Linked DNA regions of Homo sapiens: region 2 is linked to region 1. Evidence: chromatin loops called from intact Hi-C (ENCODE). Cell type or tissue: Caco-2. All regions are shown on one strand. Each heading gives the region's core, and the rest is flanking DNA. Links, peaks and the distances in the headings are about the cores only.

Region 1 (8,335 bases), core at 89-8,088:
ACCAGGCTGATCTCAAACTCCTGATCTCAAATGATCTGCCCGCCTTGGCCTCCCGAAGTGCTGGGATTACAGGTATGAGCCACCGTGCCTGGCCAAGTTTCCTCCTTTTCTGAGGTTCCTGTCCCAGAATCTATGATGGCCAAGACAAAGCAAAGGTGAAGACTGCTCCCCCTCCACCACTGCCTTTCCCAACATCCTTCTCTGCTTGTTCTTTAAGATTCCAGTGAAACTCAACCTTGACCTCAGTGCTGTGGGGAATCAGAGAGCAGCCAGGGGAAACGACTGGAAAGAGGCTGGGTGGTAACTGGGCACAGTGGCTCATGCCTGTAATCCCAGCATTTTGAGAGACAAAGGTGGGAGGATCACTTGAGGCCTAGAGTTTGAGACCAGTCTGGGCAACATGGTGAGACCCCCGTCTCTACAAAATATTTTTAGAATTAGCCAGGTGTGGTGGTGCGTGCCTGTAGTTCCAACTGCTCAGGAGACGGAGGCAGGATGGTTGCTTGAGCTCACGAATTTGAGGCTGCAGTGAGCCATGATTGGCCGTTGCACTCCAGCCTGGGCAAAAGAGCAGGACCCTGTCTCTCAAGGCTGAGAGGGTACCAAGTGCCCACATGGTATCCAGCAGACCAGGACCCAGAGCTGGTCTGTCTATACCAGCCACGAACCTTGGACAAGGAAGGGACTTTGCTAGCTAATAAAAATAAGCTGGACTGACTGACTGAGCTGGACTTTCCCCATCTGTTGGGGGAGACTATTGTAGCCACTGAGGATGAAACTGATTCAGGGCTGGCAGCCTGTCGTACTGTGCTGGCACCTGGAAATGCTAAGTCAATGCCACGGTCCAGTCTGAACATCCTGGGACCCCTCCACTCAGGGTGCACCAGTCCTAATGCACCTGTGGAGCTCGGCGATTTTGTAACCACACTGCTGCACTGGGATCTATTTTTCCCGGTGAATGAAAAACTCACAAATGTGAGTGATTTAGGCTGGAGGTCCGCAGCCCCACGGCGCAGAGGCTCCCCAGCATGTGGTGTGAGTAAGGGGCTGGTGGCTTTCTGTCCAGCTGCCTCCCACTTCAAGAAGTCTTTGGCAACTGCCATGCCCCAAAGTAAAAGGGGCAAAACCATGGTCATTGTGCTGATAATCGGGCCTCGTGGGTCCTCTGAGCAGAACCCCAGCCCCGCCTCACTTTCTGTAAATGAGCCATCTCCACTGGCACCTCGTGTCAAGGAAGGGTGAACCAGGACAGGGCTAAAGGGATTGCCAATGGACAGCCCAGAAGACAGGTCATAAACCGCCCAACTGGCTCGATGTCTGGAGTCGGTCACACCTCGAAGACACTGTTTTCCTAACTTTCACGTACACGGGAATCTTGTTCCAATGCAGATTCTGATTCAGTGGGTCCAGGGCAGGGCCTGAGATCCTGAATTTCTTTTCATTTGTGTGTGTGTGTGTCTGTGTGTGTTTGTTTGTTTGAGATGGAGTCTCGCTCTGTCACACAGGCTAGAGTGCAGTGGCACGATCTCGGCTCACTGCAACCTCCACCTCCCGGGTTCAAGCGATTCTCCTGACCTCAAGTGATCTGGCTTAGCCTCCCCAGGTAGCTGGGATTATAGGTGCCATTACCACACCCAGCTAATTTTTGTGTTTTCAGTAGAGACAGGGTTTCCCCATGTTGGCCAGGCTGATCTTGAACTCCTGACCTCAGGTGATCCTCTGCCTCTCAGAGTGCTGGGATTACAGGTGTGAGCCACCACGCCCGGCCAAGATCCTGAATTTCTAATAGGCTCCCAGGTGCTGCTGATGTGCTCTGCAGATCACCCTGTGAGGAGCAGGGTTCTAAGGCAAACAGCCCCAATCAACAAAGCTGAAAGCACTTATTTAGCTTCCTGGGGGACATTTTTTGGTGGTAGTGGCCTCCTTTATAGACTTTTGCCCTGGTGACCTATAAAAGAAAGAAGATAGATCCTAGCAGTTGCCCCCTGCCAGTACTTTTCTCCTGCTGGTATCAGAGACACTGCCTTCTAATACAGAGACACAGTATTTCTCCTCTCGCACGACTGCTGCCATGGTTGTGAGTCAAGACTCCCTGCCTAGACTACATGGTGGCCACCTACTCTTAACATTGAACCACAACCATCAAAAATCACTTGTGGCCAGGTGTGGGTGGCTCACACCTGTAATCCCAGCACTTTGGGAGGCCGAGGCGGTTGGATCACCTAAGGTCAGAAGTTCAAGACCAGCCTGGCTAACATGGCACAACCCAGCTCTACTAAAAAAAATACAAAAAAATTAGCTGGGAGTGGTGGCGTAGTGCACGCCTGTAACCCCAGCTACTTAGGAGGCTGAGGCAGGAGAATCACTTGAACCCAGGAAGTGGAGGTTGTAGTGAGCTGAGATTATGCCACTGCTGCACTCCAGCCTGGGTGACAGAGCACGAAACTGTCTCAAAACAAAACAAAAAAAACTTGTTATTCCAACCTGAATACTTTTTTTTTTTTTTTGAGACGGAGTTTCACTCTTTTTGCCCAGGCTGGAGTGCAATGGCGCGATCTCAGCTCACCGTAACCTCCGCCTCCCAGGTTCAAGCAATTCTCCTGTCTCGGCCTCCCGAGTAGCTGGGATTATAGGCGTGAGCCACCGTGCCCTGCTAATTTTGTATTTTTAGTAGAGACGGGGTTTCTCCACATTGGTCAGGCTGGTCTCGAACTCCTGACCTCAGGTGATCTGCCTGCCTCAGCCTCCCAAAGTGCTGGGATTACAGGCATGAGCCACCTCGCCTGGCTTACTCTTTTTTTTTTTTTTTTTTTTTTTGAGGCAAAGTCTTGCTCTGGCGCCCAGACTGCAGTACAGCGGCATGATCTAGGCTCACTACAACCTGGGCCTTCCAGATTCAAGTGATTCTCATGCCTTGGCCTCCTGAGTAGCTAGCATTACAGGCATGTGCCACCAAGCCTGGCTAATTTTTGTATTTTTTCAGTAGAGATGGGGTTTTGCTGTGTTGGCCAGGCTGATCTGGAACTCCTGGCCTCAAGTGATACGCCCACCTCAGCCTCCCAAAGTGCTGGAATTACAGGCATGAGTCACCATGCTTGGCCCCAACCTGAGTTCTCTTAAATAATATCTGCATTCCATATACATAATCACCATCACCAGTGAGGCAACTCCAATCAGATAAACAGTAATGTATACCTTTCTCTACTCCTCCAATTAAAAAAAAAAAAACCTTCAATATAGTGATATTGAATATTGGCCTCATCGAGGTCTTGGTAGCACTCTGTAGATCAACATGCCAAAGAGAAAACAAACTTCCACTCAACACAAAGCCAGAATGTGTATCAATAGCACGGGGCTGGGGAGGAGAAGGGTATCAGGAGGGAGAAAAGCATTATAGCAGCTTCCCGGTTCACAAGTTGAATTTGTCTACACATAAGACCAGATGACAGAGCTTCTGATAAAGTCCAGCTGACCAAAGAAATCATTTCAAGTGAGGCCATCAGCGTCAAGTCATCATGTGATGTTGTACTGAGTCAGTCCACATCACCAGCCATTTGGGGATCTACAGTGTCTCAGTATCCTGTGGACAGAGAAGCTCAAGCGCACCCTGATGGTTTTTTTCACTCTACCTTGAGGCCCCAACCTCTGATCAGTCATGCACCTCTAACAAAGATGGGCCAGGCCTCCCCTCGGTCAGCAGAAATGGATTCTTTCCACCTCACCACAAAATACTTCACGTTATTCTAGAAACACCTGGCAGATGAGAAGCTAGGAGTCACAGGATCCGTCCCTCTGTTTGTGTGGGTGGTCAGTTTCAACTCCTTAAAAGCCATCCTTCTGGCCAGGCACAGTGGTTCACACCTGTAATCCCAGCAACTTCCTAGCACTTTGGGAGTCCGAGGCAGGTGGATCACCTGAGGCCTGGAGTTCGAGACCAGCCCCATCTCTACTAAAAATAAAAAAATCAGCCAGGCATGGTGGTGCATGCCTGTAAGTCCAGCTCTTGGCGCATGCCTGTAATTCCAGCTACTCGGAGGCTGAGGCAGGAGAATTGCTTGAACCTGGGGTGCAGAGGTTGCAGTGAGCAGAGATCGCCCCATTGCACTCCAGCCTGAGCAACAAGAGTGAAACTCTGTCTCAAAAAAAAAAAATCCTTCTTTTGGCCTGCCTGAAACAGCCTGAGTCTACCTGCTATCAATTAGGATAGAAATTGAAACCTGCTACCCGGTGTGAAAAGTTCTCTCCTTCTCAAAAGTAAGGGCTAAATATATGCCTTTATTTGTGGCTCCTCTGTGGGCAGAGCCAGGATGGTTCCTGCACGGTCTCACCCCCTCCTCCTCTCGCCATTACATCTGAGCCACCACTGCCCTCTCCAGCCCCTGCCCCACCTGGCCAGGTCCCTTCCCGAGCAGCTATCACCTTGAAGTGGTGTTTATCCGCCCAAAGGAGAATGTGAACGTTGGCATTTTCTTCCAGGGGAAACACGGAGAGTTGCTTCTGCCTTGTTTGGATGCTACTAATATTTGGGAAAACCACTCTCTGCTGCCTGACTTGACCGAGCCGCAGTACCCAGGTCAGCTCGGCGGTCCTCTTGCGCCATCTAGTGTACGAAAGGTGGAAGTGGCTCAAGCACGTTGCAAAGTCCCACAGGGATTCCAAGATCCACCTGGTACTTACCAAGCATCAGCCCAAACACTCTGGACACGGAGAGGTGTGGCGCCTTTTAAAGGAGACACGTGGAATTAAATTTGCTAATCACTTCTCGTGGACTGGGCGGGCACTCCAACTGTATTTACTGAGCCAAATGATAAAGAGTTGATCTCTGGATTCATCTGTACTCAACATGAAGTGGTACTATTTAAAAGATCATTTAGGCAGCATGAACTTGTGTAGTATAAGAATTGACACTTGGCCAGGCGTGGTGGCTCCCGCCTATAATTCCAGCACTTTGGGAGGCCAAGGCGGGTGGATTGCCTGAGTTCAGGAGTTCGAAACCAGCCTGGGCAACACGGTGAAACCCCCATCTCTACTAAATACAAAAAATTAGCTGGGTGTGGCAGCATGCACCTGTAATCGCAGCTACTCAGGAGGCTGAGGCAGGAGAATTGCTTGAACCCGGGAGGTGGAGGTTGCAATGAGCCGAGATCACGCCATTGCACTCCAGCCTGGGCAACAGAGCAAGACTCTATCTCCAAAAAAATTAAAAAAAAAAAAAAGAAAAGAATTGACACTCTTCAGCTTGCCTCCCACACCTCTGAAAACCAGAAAGTTCCAGCTGGGAAAAGGTAAGGCAGCTTGCTCCCATATCCCAGAGGTTCAGAAAGGGAACTTTGGTGAACATCAGTCATGTGGGAGCTTTAAATCTCCACTGCCCCGGCACACCTCAGGCCAACTAGTTCAGACCCCTGCAGTGGGAACCCGGCCTCAGAATTTTTTAAAGCTCCGCATGTGATTCCAGTGAACAGCAAAGCCGCCAACCACTGCTACAGCCTTTACCATCAGAGGCTTGGAAGGCAAAGACGTCCAGTGACACAGGTCTCAGACATGGCACGAGAAGCACAGGTCTACGCTGCCTGTCCCAAACACAGTCGCCTTAGACCCAACCTGCTTCCTCTGTGACATCCCAAACTCTCTCTTATCTGTCAACAGTTTAGTCTCCCTTTGTGATTATCACAGTAAAAACTGGAATTGTTGACTGTCCCAAGCATTACTGAGTGGGGTCTTTGCCGTTCTGGTCTTGGCCCTATCTTCTGAATCTGGGCATTAGGAAGAGATTTCAGGGTTCTGAGCAGTTTCTATGGCACCGAGACAATGCTTTCAACTGCAACAGGAGAGCCTCTCCCCTGAGACGAATTCCACGGAAACGAGAAAAGGCCTGCTTTGGGCTCACTCACCCCTTCTCAGCCCTCTAATAACAGCTATGCCCTGTATGAGATATGAGCTGTCAGTGTGATGAGAAGCGGGCTGTAAAACTGAAATGGGACCATTTGAGGCGAGGCTGCAGCGAGAGAGACTGGCTCACTCTGCCCTGCAGCAGGGCCAGGGAGTGGAGTTGCCTGGTTCCTCCAGAACAGCCTGCAAGGTGAAGTAGTCACTCGGCCTTTCACAAAGCAAAACCAGACAACATAAACTGCTTGAAGGTGGCGGGTCCCCTCCCTTACCCTAGACTGCCTAACTTAGGAGGCAGAAACAGGTATCACTCACACATCAGAGGCAGGAACTCAGACACCAGACACTGCTGGCTTCTAATCCCTGCCACGTGATGTGGGAGAAGTCAGTTGACCCGTCTATGCCTCAGTGTCTTCAACTCTAACAAAAGATGGAATACCTGCCTCATAGAGCTATTGTGACAATTAGATGAGAAAGAGGGATATCCCACCGGGTACCAGGAGGACACAGTGGCTCTAAGTCCCACTCCACCTTTTTTTTTTTTTTTTTTTTTTACAGTCAGGGTCTCACTTGTCGCAGGTGGGCGACAACCATTTGAGCCAGTGGCATGCAGGGGTAAAAGAATTTACCAAGACAGCTGTAGGTAAAGAAAGGCAGATTTACGCGAGGAAGAATGAAAACACGTTGTTAGGAGGCAACGGGCAGATCAGCGGAGGAGGAGCTGACTGCCAGAGACAAAGGCTCCTGGAGATTTTATAGGATGGTTTCGGCTACATAGGGCTGCGCACAATACTGATAACGCCAGGGCTGCAAGGAGCTAACGTGCATTTTTCTATCAGCCAAGGTGTCTGATGATAAACGGAAGTGTTTGATGTTAAGTTGGGTGCAGGAGGATTGTGGGTAATGTACGTTATCTGCACTGGAGGGCTATGTGTCCTGGACCATGAAGAAAGGTAGGCCGGTAACTTATCTGCTTTATCTTTAACTCCCTCAGTCCCGCCAGCCTGACTCCTTTGCCCTAAATAGGACTCCACAGATTTGTCATCCAGGCTGGAGTGCAGCTGTGTGATCACAGCTCACTGCAGCTTCGAACTCCTGGACTCATGCCATCCTCCTGCCTCAGCCTCCAGAGTAGCTAGGACTACAGGCATGCAGCACCACACCCAGCTATTTTTTTATTATTTTTTGTAGAGACGCGGGGCAGGGGGTCTCACTATGTTGCCCAGGCTGGTCTCAAACTTCTGGCCTCAAGTGATCCTCCCACCTCGGATAGTAACAGCACCTGCTACTATCTACCTTGTGGAGTGGTAGCCTTACATTTTTATTAAATACATTCTATTTTGGGGAGTTTTTTGTTTTTTTGAGATGGAGTCTCACTCTGTTGCCTGCGCTGAAGCGCAGTGGCATGATACCAGCTCACTGCAACCTCCACCTCCTGGGTTCAAGTGATTCTCCTGCCTAAGTCTCCGGAGTAGCTGAGATTACAGGTGCCCGCCACCACACCCAGCTTATTTTTTGTATTTTTAGTAGAGACAGGGTTTCACCATGTTGGCCAGGATGGTCTCGATCTCCTGACCTCGTGATCTACCCGCCTCGGCCTCCCAAAGTGCTGGGATTACAGGCGTGAGCCACCGTGCCTGGCCCAGGTGTTTTTTTTTTTTTTTAATTTTCTTATAGCCTAATGTTAAAACTACATAGAATAAAAGGATATTAAAACAAGAAAATAGTGAAAGGTTACAACAGGAAGATGAGAAACACCCTCTGAAAGGTGAGAGGGATGAGCACGGGAGAGAAATGTCTGCTGGTGGGGGCAGGTGCTGGCGTGCTGTCAGTGGAACTCTAGCATGTCTGGGGGACACTGGCATGTGTTGTGTGGGGGACACTGGCGTGTTGTGCAGGGGACACTGGCATGTCGTGTGGGGGACACTGGCGTGTTCTGTGGGGGCAATGGTGTGTTGTGTGGGGACACTGGCGTGTCGTGTGGGGGACACTGGTGTGTACACGGGACACTGGCGTGTCGTGCGGGGGGACACTGGCATTTTCTGTGGGGGCAATGGCATGTTGTGTGGGGGACACTGGCGTGTTGTGTGGGGGCAATGGCGTGTCGTGTGGGGACACTGGCGTGTCGTGCGGGGGACACTGGTGTGTACACGGGACACTGGCGTGTCGTGCGGGGGGACACTGGCATGTTCTGTGGGGGCAATGGCATGTTGTGTGGGGGACACTGGCGTGTTGTGTGGGGGACACTGGCATGTCGTGTGGGGGACACTGGCGTGTTCTGTGGGGGCAATGGCGTGTTGTGTGGGGACACTGACGTGTTGTGTGGGGGACACTGGCGTGTGCACGGGACACTGGCATGTCATGTGGGGGACACTGGTGTGTTGTGCGGGGGACACTGGCATGTTCTGTGGGGGCAATGGCGTGTTGTGTGGGGGACACTGGTGTG
Region 2 (8,335 bases), core at 247-8,246, 73 kb before region 1:
AAGGGGCTGGCCCAAGGACTCCAGCTGCCTGGCCCAGGGGCAGCTCTATCTAAATGAAAGAGTGTATTAATTTCCTAGAGCTGCCATAACAAATTAGCACAAACTGAGTGGTTAAAAACAACAGAATTGTATGGTTTCACAGTTTTGGAAGCCAGAAATCTGATATCAAGGTGTCATCAGGGTTGGCTACTTCTACAGGCTCTGAGGGACAGTGCATTCCATGCCTCTTTCTAGCTTCTGGGGGCTGTCAGGAATCCTTGACACTCCTTGGCTTGTAGCTTCAGAACTCCAATCTCTGCATCTGTCTTCACATGGCCTTCTTTTCTTCTCTTGTAAGGATATAGAATTTGTAAATTGACACTGGATTTAGGGCACACCTAATCAAGGATGATTTCATCTTGAAATCCTTAACATAATTACATCTGCAAAGACTCTTTTTCCAAATAGGGTCACATTTATAGGGTTCAGGTGGACACACCTTTTGAGTGGCTCACCATTCAATCCACTGCAGAAAGCATACATTATTCTGACTGAACCTTTGCCACTGATATCCCCAGTTCTGAATCCAAGCTGATCACACTTCTTTCTGATTGTGATTTCATTCCCCAGGTAATCAGACCTGCCTGGCATTTTTGAGAATCCAGGCTCTGTGCAGTTACATTTCTTGTAAAAAATCAATGGATTGGAGATCCGGTTTTACACTTGAGTCTCATGAGAGAGGTGTGTGTCTGTGCTAGAGAGAGAAACAAAACCATCTCTTAATGTGTTCAGCCAATCTTCTCTGAGCCTGCCAGCCTAGGGCCAAACCCAAGCCTGGCAAATTCTCCAAGGTAAGCCATCCTGGGAGGGCCCTGGAGACACTGCCTATCTGCAAAAGACCCTCTGCTATGCGTGGCCAAGTGAGGACCGAGAATCAGTGCGAACTAGAGCTTCTCAATGAGCCAGTAGTCACCCCCGATCCTTCCACCCTATGTCTGTGCTGACCAATGGGGTGCACAGTAGTGTGCACTAATGATGTGACCCCTTGGATTATCCTTTTGGAAGATGAAGAGTGGAGCCAGTCAAGAGGCAGAAGAAGAGATAAAGAAGAACCTTAAAGACCATCCTGACTCCCCATGAACTGTCTCAGATTGAGCGATGCCCACTGTTCAAACACAAGTGTGACCAACCCATGGCCAGGTAGCTGCTGCCTGAGAAGTAAGGGCCCTCTGCCCTGGAATTTCACCTGCAGCCTCTCCTCCCCAAATACACTCTGCCATGTGTCGTTGAACCTGAAATCATAGTTTCTAAGCCTCTCTCAGCTACTGTCAAAAAAGCCAATAGGAATAGATCTACATTAAGACTTTTTAACCCATTTTGTGTTGCTAGTTTTGTAATTGCTGTTGGTGTTTTTACATGATTTCCAAAAGATCTGGCTTCCTGGAGAAGCTGGCAGTTTTCCAGTGATCAAAACTATTCTGTGATAAGAAAAGGATTGGCCGGGCGCAGTGGTTCACACTTGTAATCCCAGCACTTTGGGAGGCCAAGATGGATGGATCACTTGAGGTCAAGAGCTCGAGACTAGCCTGGCCAACACTATGAAACCCCGTCTCTGCTAAAAACACAAAAACTGCCAGGTGAGGTGGCAGGTGCCTGTAATCCCAGCTACTCGGGAAGCTGAGGCCTTGAAACCAGGAGGTAGAAGTTGCAGTGAGCCGAGATTATGCCACTGCACTCCAGCCTGGGCAAAAGAACGAGACCCTGTCTCAAAAAAAAAAAAAATGATTAGGAATTAAGATTAAAGGTCACAATGACACTATGTGTGTGTCCTCAGGGAAGACATTTCAGCAGAGAGATAAAAGCTTCCGGGTGCTTTCATCTGTGAGTTTCCAACAAACCTGTGAGCCTCCGGCAGTTGTAGAAATTCTCAGACGAGATATGAACTCATTTCCAGACCCACGGACATTGAAATAGGGAAGAAGGACCTGATGTGAAAGGACAGAGGTAAGGGCCAGTTTGTAGCACTAGAGCCAATAACTGGGAACCTCATAACTCCAACTGAGTCATCCTGGCTCATGCTTCTGAAGTTAATTTAACTTAAAGAAATATGTTTTTCTTTATGGATGAAGTGCATGGGTCTGTGCTGGGTGTCCTGCCCAGCTTCCCTTCATTTTCTGTGCCAAAATCAGCCAAAATGCTGTGTCTGTCCATCACTTTTGGCCAATCAAGCAGAAATGCAGGGGCTAGAAGCTCTAGCACATTCCTGTCCCATTTCCTCTCTGTCCCCCATGATAACAACATCAGCAGGAGATTGTCCAAAACTGGCAGTGGTTTCTGGAGGGAAGGAAATGGCTTCCTAGTGGGAAGGATCAGGGCAAAGGCTATGCATGCTTTTGCTTTTCATGTCAGACCCAATGCCTCTGTGCCACTGCCCGATAGAAAAGAAAGATTGTGGAGGACGTAAGTGCTAGAATCATCACATGAACATCTTCAGGGACAATGTTCTAGAGGCTCACCTCTATGGTCCTTCAGATGGGAAATAGCAATATCATTTCAGGAAATATCAATGAATTTAATAACTAAACATTTCCTGTAAAGAGATAAAGGAAAGAATGACACATTCAGCTGGCAAAAACTTTGGTGTCTAATATATGCCAACTCTTCCTTCTCTAAAGGCTTCAAAAGTCAAGGCCCATGTGAATACAGAAACATCACTGATTGAGATGAGCATGGTTATTCAATATACTTCTGCCATAATGACACTTCCAAATGCTATCTAAGAGTTTTTCTGCAAGGAGTTTGGAATCGCTCATGTAAACCCATTGATATTTTTGTTACATTGCAAGGTTTTTCCCCTAAAGTAAGGATCAGACAACAGCCTTCAATGATAATTTTTTAAAAAGCTTCCTGCTTTTTTTTTAATGGAAGTTTTCTTTTTCAAAGGTGAAGGATGTTGTTTCTCATGATAGCTTTGTTGCCACCAACAGAAACTCAAAGTAGAGATCTAGAGGTGAATCAGGTAGGATTACCTACATTGCTGTTCTTGGAACGCAGCTCCACTTATGGGAGAATTGTCAACTATTTTAATATTCTATTTTCCAGGAAAACATAGTCCCATGTTCAACAGAAGCCCAGAAAATTCCAAAGCAGACAATCAACAAAGCAGACTCTGTCACCAGGCAAGATACAACTACATCTGGGTCAACAACATGAAGAAATACGTTATCACTGTGTAAATACGAACAGTTCCAGGAAACAGATCTTTGCATTCCTGCCTTTTGTTTCACTGAAACCAGGACATGGAGCTCATGCTTCCAGACAAATGTCAAGTCTACTTTGACCCTGGCTTTCCCCAAGTACATGAACCCTCCAGGGAGGCAGAGAGTTGCCTGGCTGAAACCAAAGAATCTTCTGGCCACCCCCAAACCTGCCCCTGGCAATGGCCTATACAAAGTAAGTCTGAGAAATGTAATACATCTTAGGAATGCACCTGGAATATAGCAATATTATATCCACCCAGGGAAAAGTCTTCCTGGGGATTAGAGTGGGCTCTGAAATTTGAGGCTTCTCAAGCTTTCATAATTGTTATCCCAATTAATGTAACTGCAGACACCATTCTTATATTCCCAGGTACAATAATGTCCCGTTCCTTTGAAGCTCATCAAGCCATTTGCTTCAACACTTGAGGAGGCAAGCCCCAAGGTTAACAGCCCTCCACGTGAGCCTCTCATCTGCCTGCTGTACAAATGTGTTTTCTTTGCATTTCAGTCATGCCCTGACCTTGGAGAGGACGATGTAAAGGGGAATGCCTAATTAACTTTCCATTTATAAACCAATTATTTTACTATTGGCACCTTCATTCTGCAATCACTGACATAAAATCTTTTACAAAACAAAATGTAATAAATGAGAAATCGATTGGATTTTTTTTAAGTTTGCTTTGAAGTCAGCCATTAATAAGAAATGTCCTTTAATAAGAGAGATCTGTCTATAGAAGTTCCTCGACGTCAGAGCCCAGCTGTGCGGCTGCTGGAGGAGACGAAGCCGCATTCAATCAAGGCTTTGGAACTCTTCCTTGTTCATCTTTAACTGCAAGGACAGAGGCGTACTATTTTTCTTTTTTTTTTTTTTTTTTTTTGGTAGAGAGGGGGGTCTCCGTAGGTTGCTCAGGCTGGTCTCAATCTCCTGGACTCAAGCAATTCTCCTGTCTTGGCCTCCCAAAGTGCTGAGATTACAGGTGTGAGCCACCACACCCAGCCAGTACCAGAAGGACTGCTTTTCTCCTTAAAAAAGAGGGAAAGAATGTTTTCACATAGATCTTCATGTGCTAAAATCACACCAAAAACTCATGCAAGGTCAATGAAGAACAAAGTTCTCTGCTCCCACCACAGAATCTTTGCATTGACTGTCACTGTCCCGGACACTCTTTCCCAGAGGTCAGCATGGTTCTCTCCTTTATCTTCTTCAGTTCATCATCAAGTGTCACCTTTTGGTGAGACCTTCCCTCACCACCCTACTGACAACTATAAACCAGCAGCCCCGACATCTGCATCCCTTCTCCACCCTGCTTTCCTCCATAGCACTCCCATGCTTGACATTCTTTACATTGGGTCTACTCCTCCCTTTTGATTATTCCACGCCTCCCCACCATGAGAATGTAAGCTCCATGAGGACAGGAAGATCCCAGCAACACCTAGAACAGAAGCCAACATAGAGCCAGCACTCAATAAATATAATGAGACGTATACATCAAGTATTTACAATGGAAAGTCAAAATACCGCTGCCCATCATGAGCAAGTCATTCCCCTTCTCTCCACAAAGATAGACAGTGTGGTGAAGCCACTGCCCAGGTGAGTCGAGAACAAAGAAGAGAGAGAAAAACTGCTCCTGTTCTCCAACATCAGATACAAAGCACCGTGCCTTCCATGTCACCTGGGAGCCCAGACTCAGGCAGCTACCATGATCCCTGCCCACACCTCCACCTGAAACTCCAGAGGGAAGAGGGGTAATGTTCCCTCTGGCTTCTAGCTTGCTCGTGGCTTGCTGGTGAGTTGTATCCAGGGCCAGCTCCATGGGAACTGCTGTAGTCACACCCAGGGTCCCATACTCAGAAGAGTCCCAAGCTTGGTTTCATGCTCTGCTGTGGCCGTCTGGAAATTCTTTCCAATTTTACCTTTGAACTTGGGACAGTGGAGCATGCATATGAGCAGAAGAGATTCATAAAACCAAAAGAAAAACTTTATATTTTAGTACCTTTAGCAGCATTTTTTTCTCTGCTTTTTCAACAAGCAGATCCACATTTTCTTTTTGTACTGAGCCCTAAAAATTACGTAGTTGGTCCTGGATGCATTCATGTTCTTTGTGGAGGGAAAACTTTCTAAGGTGGAGAAAATCCACTCTGTCTAATGGTTCTGTTCTCCCAACTTGATAGAGGTGTGGCCATCTCTTTCTGGCTAACAACAGCAACAACAAAGCTTAGATTCTAATAAATCCCAAATCAAGGAGAATAATTGAGCTGATTAGTTGCTTTGAAGGAAAGAAATAATACAGAAAATTCTTTTATAAAAATAATTACTGGAAATTTTAATAAGCTAATTTAATAAATTTTCCCAGCTAATAAGAGTAGCTGGGAAACTACTTTTGTTGTTGGGAAGCTATTTTTGTTGTTTGGAAACTTCAGAAAGTTATTTACTGAAGTCATATGACAATTTCTACTACATGTGCACCATGTACCAAAAGGGAATTGTTTAATCCACCTCTTCCCAAGGGCAGAGTCAGGATTCGTGGACATAAAACCCAAGGCTTTACAAATACTGAAGAGAACTTGGCTATTCAACAATTATGTGTATTAACAAAAGGCAAAATGCATCATTAATTCTATAACTTTCTAATTTTGAGAAAACTCCATAGACTCACAGGTTAAATTAAAATAGAAAAAATTTAAATGAATTGCTAAAATGTAAAAGTTAGATGGATCATTCGTATGTTGAATGATAATGATATCCAAATTTGATAAATTTCAAAAGATCAAAAAGTTTAACTTCATATAACTTGTGATGGTTAATACTGAGTGTCAACTTGATTGGATTGAAGGATACAAAGTATTGATCCTGGGTGTGTCTGTGAGGGTGTTGCCGAAAGAGATTAACATTTGAGTCAGTAGGGTGGGGAAGGCAGATTCACCCTTAACCTGGAGGACACAATCTAATCAGCTGCCAACAAACAAAAAGCAGGCAGAAAAACGTGAAAAGGAAAGACTGGCCTAGCCTCCCAGCCTACGTCTTTCTCCCGTGCTGGATGCTCCCTGCCCTCAGACATCAGACTCCAAGTTCTTCAGTTTTAGGACTCAGACCATATATATATATATATATATATATATATATATATATATATATATATATATACACACACACACACACACACACATATACATATATATACACATATACATATATTTATATATATACACACATATACATATATATACGTATCTTCTATTAGTTCTGCCCCTCTAGAGAACCCTAATACACCAACAGAGTCATATTTTCCCAATTTGTCAATCCTTCCCTATTTCTCTGTCTCTACTATTCTATAAAAGATAATACAAGACCTAGGAAATAAAATCAAACACCTACAGAAGTCAGACATGTAACATAAACATGTGAACCAGGCTGAATACAAGACAGAAGGGGTAAGACAGTGGGACTGCATGTGTACCTTCTAAATTTTTTTTTTTTTTTTTTTTGAGGCAGAATCTTCCTTTGTCACCCAAGCTGGAGCACAGTGACGCAATCTCAGTTCACTGCAACCTCCACCTCCTAGGTTCAAGCAATTCTCCTGCCTCAGGCTCCCAAGTAGCTGGGATTACAGGCATGCACCACCACACCCAGCTAATTTTTGTATTTTTAGTAGAGACGTGGTTTCACCATTTTGGCCAGGCTGGTCTCAAACTCCTGACCTCAAGTGATCCACTCGCCTCAGCTTCCCAAAGTGCTGGAATTACAGGTGTCAGCCACCATGCCTGCCCACTTTTTTTAATCAAGGAATCTTCTGAATTTTTAATCAAGTCAGGATCTTCTGAAAAGCATAAACCAGGGCAGGATTCAATGTACAAGTAATTTATTAAGAGAAGCGCCTATGAGTCTCTTATTCAGGCTGCTATAACAAAATATCATAGACTAGGTGGCTTATTAACAGCTGAACATGATTTCTCACAGTGCCAGAGGCTGAAAGTTGGACATCAGGATGCCAGCAGCAGTGTTAGGTTCTGGGGAGGGCTCTCTTCTGGGTTGCAGGCAGCTGACTTCTTGTTACATCTTCATATGGCAAGACAGGACAAAAGAACTCTCTGAGTGTCTTTAAAGGGAACTAATACCATTCATGAGGCTCCACCCTCATGACCTAATCACCTCCCAAAGGCCATCACATTGAGATTAGAGTTTCAACATATGAATCTGGGGGGCAAAGACATTCAGTCCATAACAGAGACAACATGAGGAGCAGGCTACTAGAGATGTTAGACCATCGTGTAGGTCTGACCTGCATGAAGGAGAGAGGGAAGGAAGCAAGGTGAATTAGATGCTTCCTCAACTACAGTGCATTTCTCCAGGAAGTTCTACAAGGCCAGTTGGGAGGCATCAAGCCACAGTCAGAGGCATCACCTCTCCCAGAAACAGGCCTGTCTGGGTATCCCACCTTGCTCAGTCATGAAAAGCAAGGTCTCGGGCCGATCAGTGATGGATTTCAAAGCACAGCAGCTGGGGCTGTTGGTCAACGATGCCAACTGCAGTCATAGATCTGAGGCCATTCTCATATCCTCCATAGTGCCCAATAGAATACACCTGAAGGCTAGCAATCTGAGCCTGCCTAGGCCCTTGTTAAACTCTCATGCTTCATTCTCTCACCAACTGTCATCTCTCCATGCCTATACCTCACTACCGACCAAATGAAAGTGTAGCTATCCATTCCATTCAGAAACATGGAAAGAATTCATTCCTTGAAAAACAGACCTTGCAGGACCTGTGCTAGGAGCAGACACAACTTCTAAACAAGCTGTCCTTACAGATCTGTTGGAAATCAGTCACTGGAGCTGCCTTCAGGCCAGAAAGTTTGCATCAGGTGTTCAGGTTGTTCTGTTTCCCCACAGAGGTCACAATGCCCTTGACTGAATGTGGCTCCATGGTTGGATAACTTATGCAGGAATAAACCACGATTAAAAAAATAATAACAAATGTTTATGCCAGCTTTTGAATCATAAAGCAATTTCCCATCCTTTCCTTTTCATACAGAAAAGTGTTCCCCTTAGGAAACTTCCAATGATGCCACTGATTCTTCCATGGATGCAAAAAATTGTGT

What was found. Peaks named below come from ENCODE experiments on the same cell type or tissue, not always from the same donor. Only the 100,000 strongest peaks of a DNase experiment are listed, where the experiment ranks them.
Region 2: it touches region 1 in a loop (7-fold over the local background); 15 of 110 quality-filtered maps call a loop at or near these places.

Annotation. Positions count from the first base shown.
Region 1 is chr21:36,024,049-36,032,383 of GRCh38, forward strand. No RefSeq gene overlaps it. Among named protein-coding and RNA genes, the nearest start is that of LINC01436, 23 kb to the left of the region's middle. In Caco-2, for the core only: a CTCF peak has its summit at 4,613 (motif pointing left); DNase peaks (open chromatin) are centred at 4,613 and 6,783.
Region 2 is chr21:35,950,564-35,958,898 of GRCh38, forward strand. LOC101928269 (a long non-coding RNA gene) reads right to left here. Exons shown (of 6, transcript NR_110418.1): 6 at 4,097-4,262. Among named protein-coding and RNA genes, the nearest start is that of LINC01436, 51 kb to the right of the region's middle. RefSeq lists an enhancer at 2,107-3,306. In Caco-2, for the core only: no CTCF peak of the experiment used is centred there; DNase peaks (open chromatin) are centred at 1,868, 3,278 and 3,694.